Regions from separate parts of the Homo sapiens genome. Here region 1 is linked to region 2. A link is a contact called in ENCODE Hi-C or POLR2A ChIA-PET data. All regions are on one chromosome and are shown on one strand. The core of a region is the stretch at or near the end of the contact, and the rest is flanking DNA. Distances in the headings are between cores, read along the strand shown.

The links. A loop is a pair of places that touch in the nucleus more often than their neighbours do. ChIA-PET counts read pairs that join two places held with the same protein, here RNA polymerase II (POLR2A). Pooled maps may share reads with other maps.
Region 1: a map of CD8-positive, alpha-beta T cell shows a loop between it and region 2 (2.2-fold over the local background). The contact joins two enhancer-like sites. A Hi-C loop is called at or near these places in 2 of 168 maps with a recorded cell type or tissue (CD8-positive, alpha-beta T cell and IMR-90), 1 of 37 single-sample maps with no recorded cell type and 7 of 50 pooled maps. POLR2A ChIA-PET finds 5 or more read pairs at or near these places in 8 of 52 experiments (A673, BJ, GM12878 and 4 more).

The regions. Positions count from the first base shown.
Region 1 is chr14:74,834,227-74,838,398 of GRCh38, reverse strand. YLPM1 (YLP motif containing 1) reads right to left here. Exons shown (of 21, transcript NM_019589.3): 20 at 2,952-3,134; 21 at 1,081-2,624. The coding sequence ends at 2,988. Among named protein-coding and RNA genes, the nearest start is that of PROX2, 40 kb to the left of the region's middle. Within about 2 kb of position 2,603, at least 5 of the 41 ENCODE cell types and tissues checked have a DNase peak (open chromatin) inside an H3K27ac peak, as active enhancers do; they include CD8-positive, alpha-beta T cell, where a contact is called at or near this core.
Region 2 is chr14:74,791,404-74,795,778 of GRCh38, reverse strand. All of the region lies in intron 4 of YLPM1 (YLP motif containing 1), which reads right to left. Among named protein-coding and RNA genes, the nearest start is that of YLPM1, 30 kb to the right of the region's middle. Within about 2 kb of position 2,943, at least 5 of the 41 ENCODE cell types and tissues checked have a DNase peak (open chromatin) inside an H3K27ac peak, as active enhancers do; they include CD8-positive, alpha-beta T cell, where a contact is called at or near this core.

The DNA.
Region 1 (4,172 bases), core at 1,354-3,853, 43 kb before region 2:
CGTCTACTGAATTCCTCACACAGGAAGTTTACAAGTAAAGTTAGATCACTTAAGTGAGAGATTTCACTTTCAGTTTAAAATGTCTGAAATCATCCTTTACAGAGCTGACAAAAAAAAAAAAAAAGCTGAAATACCCACCAAGGTATCAGAAACCTTTCCCAACATAAGATTATTTTAAGTAACATGACACCACAAAAGATTTAAAATAAAACTCATATGATTTAAACCAGCAACTTTCTAAGAGAAGACAATGTTAATAAAATTAAAATAAAATGCTAGCAAATAATGGAATCCAAAATTAGTCCTCTGCATTTCCAGGACACCTCTTAACAAACTTAAAATATTTGTATTATCAAGGCATTTTCTACCCACACCAAATTTCTTCTTCAAGATACCTTGGGCTTCCTATACGATACTGCTTCTAATAGTAATGTAAGTGCAAGAATTTTGTTAAGTCCCACATTGGACTAGCAAAATCAATTATCAGCTGGCTGTCTCTATTACTCTTTTTGGTGCCAAATCTTTTTTCATTAATCTCCTTGCATGAAGGTTGTTATACCCATTTTCTAAAGTAGGAGCACTCTATGTTCATTCTCTAAGGTCACGTAATCTATATCTTCTGAAAATTGGCAGAGGCCGTTTCTGACTATGTTAACTCTTCCCCAGCTTCCCACCCTGCCCTGGTATAAGAGCACAGACATAAAGCCATGGCTGTAAGGTGAAAACACACATATGCAAAATTACCCATGATTCCAAGTGACTCACGGATAATCACCACTCATTTCATTGGCATTCTAACTACTGTCAGAACATCACAAGGTTAAGGACAACTGAAATAAAGCATCCTGCAGAAGAACATATCGGCCTCCATTTCATCTGAACTAGAGAACACATTATGGAAGTTTTGTTTTTGATAATAGGCATTGGGTGGCTTTAGAAAGTAGTAAATGAGTCTTTGTACAAACAATAATTCTATTTGGCTATTTTTGCGACATATCTTCACTCTACATAATAAAGGCTGCTGAGAAAGGTCAGTACACAGAAATGTATTGTAGGCCAATAAGCAATGAAAATAGCTTATTAAATACTACAAACAGCAGAAGTTATTTAATGTAGCAATTTATACATTCAATATTGACTTAATGAACTTAAAGTCACTTGCTTAAAAATTCAGATTTTCAGGGAAGATAAAAGTACAGAAAGTTGTTAGAATTTCCATTAAATTAGGGGTATTCAGTACTATAATATCAATTTGTTGAACCCAAAGTGATACTATTCAAATGCTAGTAACTATTAGCTCTATTCATACAGTCTTTAATGTAGGTCATAAAAGTAAAGGATTTTCATCTGTGGCCTGAAAGAGAATATTTCAAAATATTGAAGTCTTCAGTGAACACATTTACAAATTACTGAGTTGGATTACAAAATGCAAATTATGCTTGAGGAAGAAGGCTCTCTCATCTTCTTTCATGCTAAAAGATGACTTTTTTCTTTGCAGGATGAAAAAGGGAAGAGTCCCTTTTCTGTGTTTACATAGAAATAATATTTGGGTTTTATCTCTGTATGTTTCTGGGTTCCACCTGGTATTAACCACAAGAGAGGAAATTCTGTGCAGAAGGCCATGCTTTCCAGTAATGAACAATCTGGCAAGAACTTGAAAACCTGACAGGCTTAAAGGTTACATGCCAGAGTGCTCTGCATCTTTATACTCTTTCCCTGCAATCTTCATTTAAAAATCCACAATTCAAGTTCAAATGAAGGCAACAAGCTTGAGTTCCACAGAATACATCAGTTCTGTCTACCAGAATTCAAAGCCAGATCAGGAAAAAATAAAAACCTAACAGCATAAAGGCAGAAAGTGAAAAGAAGAAGGAAGGAAAGAAGAGAGGGAAGAACAGAGAGAGGATCAAAAAAAATTTTTAAATAAAGCATCATGTTACAGAATGGATATGCTCCAGGGAACTGATGAATATTTGAACTTGGTCAGTCTTCAAGACACAAAGATAGAGAAATCAGCTATAAAACAAAGATGAGTGTTTTGAACATCATTTGAACCCTGTGTTTTACAACATGTGCTACGGAATCATTGAGCCATATAATATTCAATGAAAAAAAGGTTTTGGGATGTTCAGCTAGCATTTAATTAGGACATACCATATTTAAAAAGCAATTAAAAATAAAATTAAGAAAACAAGAGAAAAGGGCCCATGCTGTATAGCCCATGAATCTCATCGGCTTTATCATGAAAGTTTATTGTTTTTAATCCTAGTACAATCAGCTACCAGTTACATACAGTAAAAAACAGAAACAGCCACAAAGCAATGATGATAGAGATAGTCTGTGACATTGTACAGTGGAGGAAATACTCTCTGTTGGAATCCTCCAGCAGACCCCCGCCTGGCTTCAGCAGTTAAGCTATCACTCCCTCCCTCCCCAAAACAGTTAAAAGAAAAATTAACGTCTTGCTTGGGTACAGCAAGATTCTAATACCTCTTGGGGACACTGGAGAACTTTAAAAAAAACTAAAGCAGTAGAAACAAAACAAGAACTGAAACGTGGAAGCAAGGTGACACACAAAGAAGCTCCGCGAGGCCTTGGCTTCAGACCACCTCAAAGCGAACCACCTGGAAAGAAAAGAAAAGGCTGTCACACCTGGAAAGAACAGGCAAAAAGTTCAGTAGCCCTTAGTATAACATCATTTCAGTCCTTCCCAAATCTATAGAATTCAAGTTTTTCTCAAGGTTTTTATTTTTATAAGTGAGCCAGCTTGCAGAAAATGGCTTCCTTTTCTAATAGTATTGTAAATGTTAACAACTAGTACATACTTACTCTTTCAGAACTATAAAATAACACAAGAAGAGAGCATTTTTAGCAAAATATGCTGTCTTCTTTATCTCAAACCCTTTGAAGCAACCACACAGTAGGCTATTTATATGACTGTGTACTCTTACCTTAGAGGAATAATGACTCCGTTCAAAAACTAAGTCTCATATATATTTGGTTCGATTGAGGGCTTTTTCAGCCAGGTGACCACTTTCATCTGTGATCTTCTCCCAATCAGTCTGTCCGACCACAAAACCTATGGCCCTTTTCCTATCTGCATCCTTCTTCTCTTCCAGGTCTGCCCATCTGACCTAAAAAGAACATAGCATTAGGCTGAGCTTTAGGAAAAATAAATATGCAAAGAGCCCCCTCCCTCTCTGGACAGTCTAAGGGGTAGAATGACTCATTTGAAACCGCAAGTTTAAAAAATTAAAAACTAACCCAGGAAAACTGGGAAAAGCCATATATTTTAAGTCACAAAGAGAAAACTCTCTGGACAATCCAAGTCCTAACCATTCCAGCTCCTGAACAGTTCAGCTCAATCCTGTCCTCTCTTTCTCCTCTGCCATTCCTTTTTATTTAATAATTCACTGACCTCATTTTTTTTTCACCTGAAAGCAAAGCACTAATCTCTACCTAGTCTTCCTGTCTGTACTCACCCGCTCCAGATTCATGCTGCCAGAGTGATCTTCCTAAAACACACAGTTGTGATTCATTTGCTTTAACTCCTTCCCCTACCTACCAGGCAAAGTCCAAGAACTCAGGTCCCTCTTGATCTGGCCCCAACTACACTTTCCTGCAACATCTCTGGCCAGTGCCTATGGCATTTTATACAAACAATACAGACTTCCTTCTAGCACTCAGAGCGCATCGCACCATTTCATGTCTCTATAACTCTGCATATATGTACTAGTCATTCTTCCTGAAATGTCTTTTCCCTAACCTTATCCACTTGGCATGAGTCTAGTCATCCTTCCCTGACTTACCCCTTTTTCCTTTGCCAATCAAATAATCACTGCTTTCCACAGTTAACTTCCGGATTTTGATATGTCTGCTTTTGAACTTCCACACCGTAGTATAATTATCCACTTACAGATCTGTCTTCCCTAACAGACTATCAACACCCTAGATCAATAACTGAATTTTATTTATCTCTACACAAAAATATTTCTTGAAATTTAATCTTAGAGAAAACAGTAAGCTGGTATTATTACTTTCATTCATGAGATAAAGAGACCAAGAAACAGACTCAACTGATATAATTCATGGCAAGATTACAACTACAAATATATGGATCAGGGATATTTCCTATTGGTATTCTGATTTTTAATATATATATATTCTTACAT
Region 2 (4,375 bases), core at 1,694-4,193:
GTTTGGTGTTACCTTATAAGCACTTAGAGCCACTAAATATAGTCTGATTTTTAAAAGATTGCTTTAGCAGAAAAATAGTGGACAGAGACAAAAAGTTTAAAGATCATCTTTACAATTTGGGTAAGTGAAGGTGATGCCTAGTCTAAGGCAGTGACTGATATGAGAATGTAGAGGAGGGGATAAAAGTGAGAGATGTAAAATAAGGTAGAATTGATAGGATTTTGTCACCAGTAGAAATAAAATGATAGTTGTAAGGGAAGAATTTAAGATGATTCCAAGGTTTCTGGCTTAGGTGACTGAGTAGTAGACAGTGATGCCTTTCATGACTTTTAATGAGTGCTAGGAGGCTTTTTCTTTCATTTCTTTGGGAAATCAATGAAGACTAATAAATTCAGTGTTGGCAAAATATTTATTTCCTATCCCTGTGACTTTAGGCTTTGTTGTTCTAAAAGTCTAGTTTCAAAGAGACGAACACATCCACTAGGGGACACAACAAATGATTCCACTAACCTGAAGTTGAGACCCCAACTTTACTCTGAAGTTCCAAATCAAGAGGCAATGGAGAGGGTTACTGTATTCACTGGGGATAACTGACCCTAACTTTCAAGAGGAATTTGAGTGACTATTGCACAATACAGGTGAAGTGAAGTGTGTCTGAAATGCAAGAGATCCTCTAGGACATCTCTTAGTATTTCCCATGTCCTGAGATTCAAGTCCACGGAAAATTGCAAAGGGTTTTGTAGAACTGCAAACAGCAGAAGTAATTCAGAAAGAACTGCTAATAGCCCATATCTTTCAAGAATGAAAGCCTGGGTCACCCCATGAGGCAAGGAATCCGAACTGGCTGAAGTACTTACTTAGAGCAAAGGGAATATGGAATGAGTAGTGGAAGAACATATATACCAGCTATGACCACATGACCATTGCAGAAATATGGACTACAATAGTTACAAATATTTCTTCCTTAATTTGATATATTTGTGTTTAAATATGTGTGTGTGTGTGTGTGTGTGTATTAACCAAATATTTTTTGGTTCATTAGTTTTCTTCCTTATTATCTAACATGTGTTAATAAGAGTTAACCTTATATTTCAGTATTTAAGTTACAGAACATGAAAGAGGGAGTGTGAATCAGGTGGAGAAGGATGAACTAATATTATCTTAAAGACAAAAAAAAAAGACTTTGTGTGCTTTTCTGGGGAAAGAGAATGTTTTTGGTTGTCCAGCAATAAATGTCTCATGTTAGGTGTGAAAATCTCCCTGTGACCCAACCTAATCAGAAACATATGGGAAAGACTGCCAGGCACGGTGGCTCACGCCTGTAATCCCAGCACTTTGGGACGCGGAGGCGAGTGGATCACTTGAGGTCAGGAGTTAGAGACCAGCCTGGCCAACATGGTGAAACCCTGTCTCTACTAATAGAAAACTTAAGCTGGGCATGGTGGCGTGTGCCTATAATCCCAGCTACTCGGAAGGCAGAGGTAGGAGAATCACTTGAACCCAAGAGGTGGAGAATGCAGTGAGCCTGAGGTGGTGCCACTGCACTCCAGCCTGGGTGACAAAGTGAGACTTTGTCTCAAAAAAAAAAGAGAGAGAAAGGGAATTTTGGGAAATGGAGTTTAGCTCAGCCAAGTTGACCTTTTACAAACCCATTGCAAGGAACTCAAAAATACACAAACCCATAATAAACAGAGAGAGGAGGTAATCAGAAGATGAAAATCTTGTTTGTACATTCTGAAAGACAAAGAACAAATATGAGTGGTAACTTACAGAGCAGGAAGAAACCAGTTTAGAGTACTGATGGCAGAAAGGGATAAAATCAAAAGAAGGCTGGCTTGCCCAGAGAACCTCAGAGAAGGTCAGGATTCTCAGACACTAGGGGGTGCTAGGGAAGGAAAGGAGTAAAACTTGGGGCTAAAAATACGTAAATCTATATTCGGAACCATCAACCAGCCTTTCCTTAGGCTGAATGTCTCTTAAATCCTTGAATTTGAGAGTCCCCTAGCAGTAGTAACAGTTCCTTACCCTATTCACATAAAGCAGAAACCTGACAGGTAACAAGCCCCTCTCATATACACAGAGCTCCCAATCAGTTTGTCAGTGTCTTCCATGCTTAAACATAAATGCACAGCCAAGGATTGCTAGATATTTGAGGAACACGTCCAAAATGAAAGAAAAACTAAAGATAAATAAATAGGATCTGAATTTGGAGAAAACAGAATGCAAAAAGCAGAAAAGAACTTTCAACTCAAATTGTTATCCTCAGAGAGATTCTTAAAGAGACTGCATCTATAAATCAAGAACAATGTGCTATTTATAAAAAAGATCAACGCCAGAAGAACCACAGAAAAAAAAATTTCCAATTCTCAAAATAAAAGATGCAATAAAGGACTAGAAGTTAAAGTATCTCAGGAAGTACAACAAAATGTAAGATAAAAGGCACAAAGATAATCAATCCAACAGATCCAAAATCCTACTAATGAAGAGTTCCAGAAACAGAAAACGAGAGAAAAAAAATGAATGAAGAAATAGCACAAAGAAATGTCCCAAAGTTAAGAGATTCCAATCTCTAGACAGAAAGGGGCCAGCATACTGACTACTCAGTACAATTAATAATAAAACTAAATAAGCAAACAAAAAACACTGAAATTTCAGAATACCAGAGATTTTTTAAGTTTGGGAGAGAGGAGGTCACCAAAACAGGAAAAGAATCAGAACAGTATAACACCTACACAATGTGATAGAACAAAATAGAACAATGATCCTAAAACCTTGAGGAATAATTATCTTCAACATCATATTTTATATCCAAATTAGCAAGTAAGTGTGAGATTAGAATAAAGACATTGTCAGATACAGGACGACTCAGAAAATTTACCCCTCACCCACACTTCCTTAGCAAGTTACTTGAGCATGCACTCCAGGAAATGGAGGTACTGAATGGTAACAGGAAGCCATGAGATTCGATAAACAGCAAATCACATTCCGGAGGGTCAGCAAGGGGAATGCTGTAGTTAACACCCATATGGCAGAGTGTTGAGGAAGAACGAAAACTTTATTTTTCAGGACAGTTAAATAAATATGTAATATCTAAAATGTGTAAGTGTTTAAGTAGTGAAAAGGGCAACATAATTATTTAGTGCTATGAAGATGGCGACCAAAAGAAACAGCTAAATAATTGAAAGAGGATGCCATTGGCAAAAACATTTGGAGGGCATGGAGCAGTGGGTGGCCATTTGGCCCAATTTTTTTAAACCATGCATATGAATCACTTTGATAAAAATGTAAACTGTATCTCTTTAAAGGGCACAGAGAGAGGATTAGCTCTCATCAGAAGGGCCGCTTCTCCTGAGACTACAAGATTATGAGCATGCTAAGTAAAGCTAAGGGTTAGAAGTGAGATGTTTTACTGGGCTTGATAGGTAAACTTGATTTCCTGTAAGGCAGGAAGCTAAATTATAAATATAATGCAAAATAAAAATGTTTGCTAAGATTGAGAAAGCAGCACTAGAGTAGATGGTCTATGCGAAGTAGTGAAGGCTTGGCAGAGCTATAATGGGCAAAGGCGAAAGAAGGTGACCAGAAACTTGTCAAAGTATATACATCACAATGCTAAGGATGGAGAGTATATATTTACAGAAGGAAAAAAAAGTATGCCGCTTTAGGGCTTGTGAAGGTGTGGTTCCTTTCTCGGAATTACACTTATTAATTTAAAGTGCCTCAATAATATATCAGATCATTAAAGTTGTATAAAATCATTTGCTATGTATTAAATGTAGCAATTATTTGTTCACATAAGTGATAAAAGAAGACTATCTTCCACAATGTACAAGAGTCCATGAGAGACCTTATTAACATGTTATCTAGTATTCTAATCAAATTCTAAATATGAGCAAAGTCCCTTCCTAACAAAATTGTGAATGCCTTGAGAATTTTATCCATGACTGACATTTTGGAAGAAGCAACTTTCACTGAACACATACTGATTGTCAGGTAATGAGCTGGTGCTAAAAAGAGAGTCATGCCTAACCTCAAGGAGTTCACTGTCCACAGGAAGAGTGAGACAATTAACTCAACAATTAGAACAGAATTTGATAAATATGGAACATGTTTGTCTTGCTAACCAAAGTATTCCCAATGTCTGATTTCATTAAATAATCCCAATCTGTAATTACTGAAGTGCTGCCCCAGGGCAGGAAAAATAGGAATAAATAAAGCAAAGAATGGCAAGAAGGGAATTCCAGACAAAGAAAAGAGCATGTGTAAAAGCCAGAAGAAAGGACAAAGGAAGTAGGAGGCATTAAAAGGTGTGCAGATAAGAGGACATGGCAGAAGGGTTGAAAGGGTAGGGTGCTTTGTTTTCAGACCAAATTGC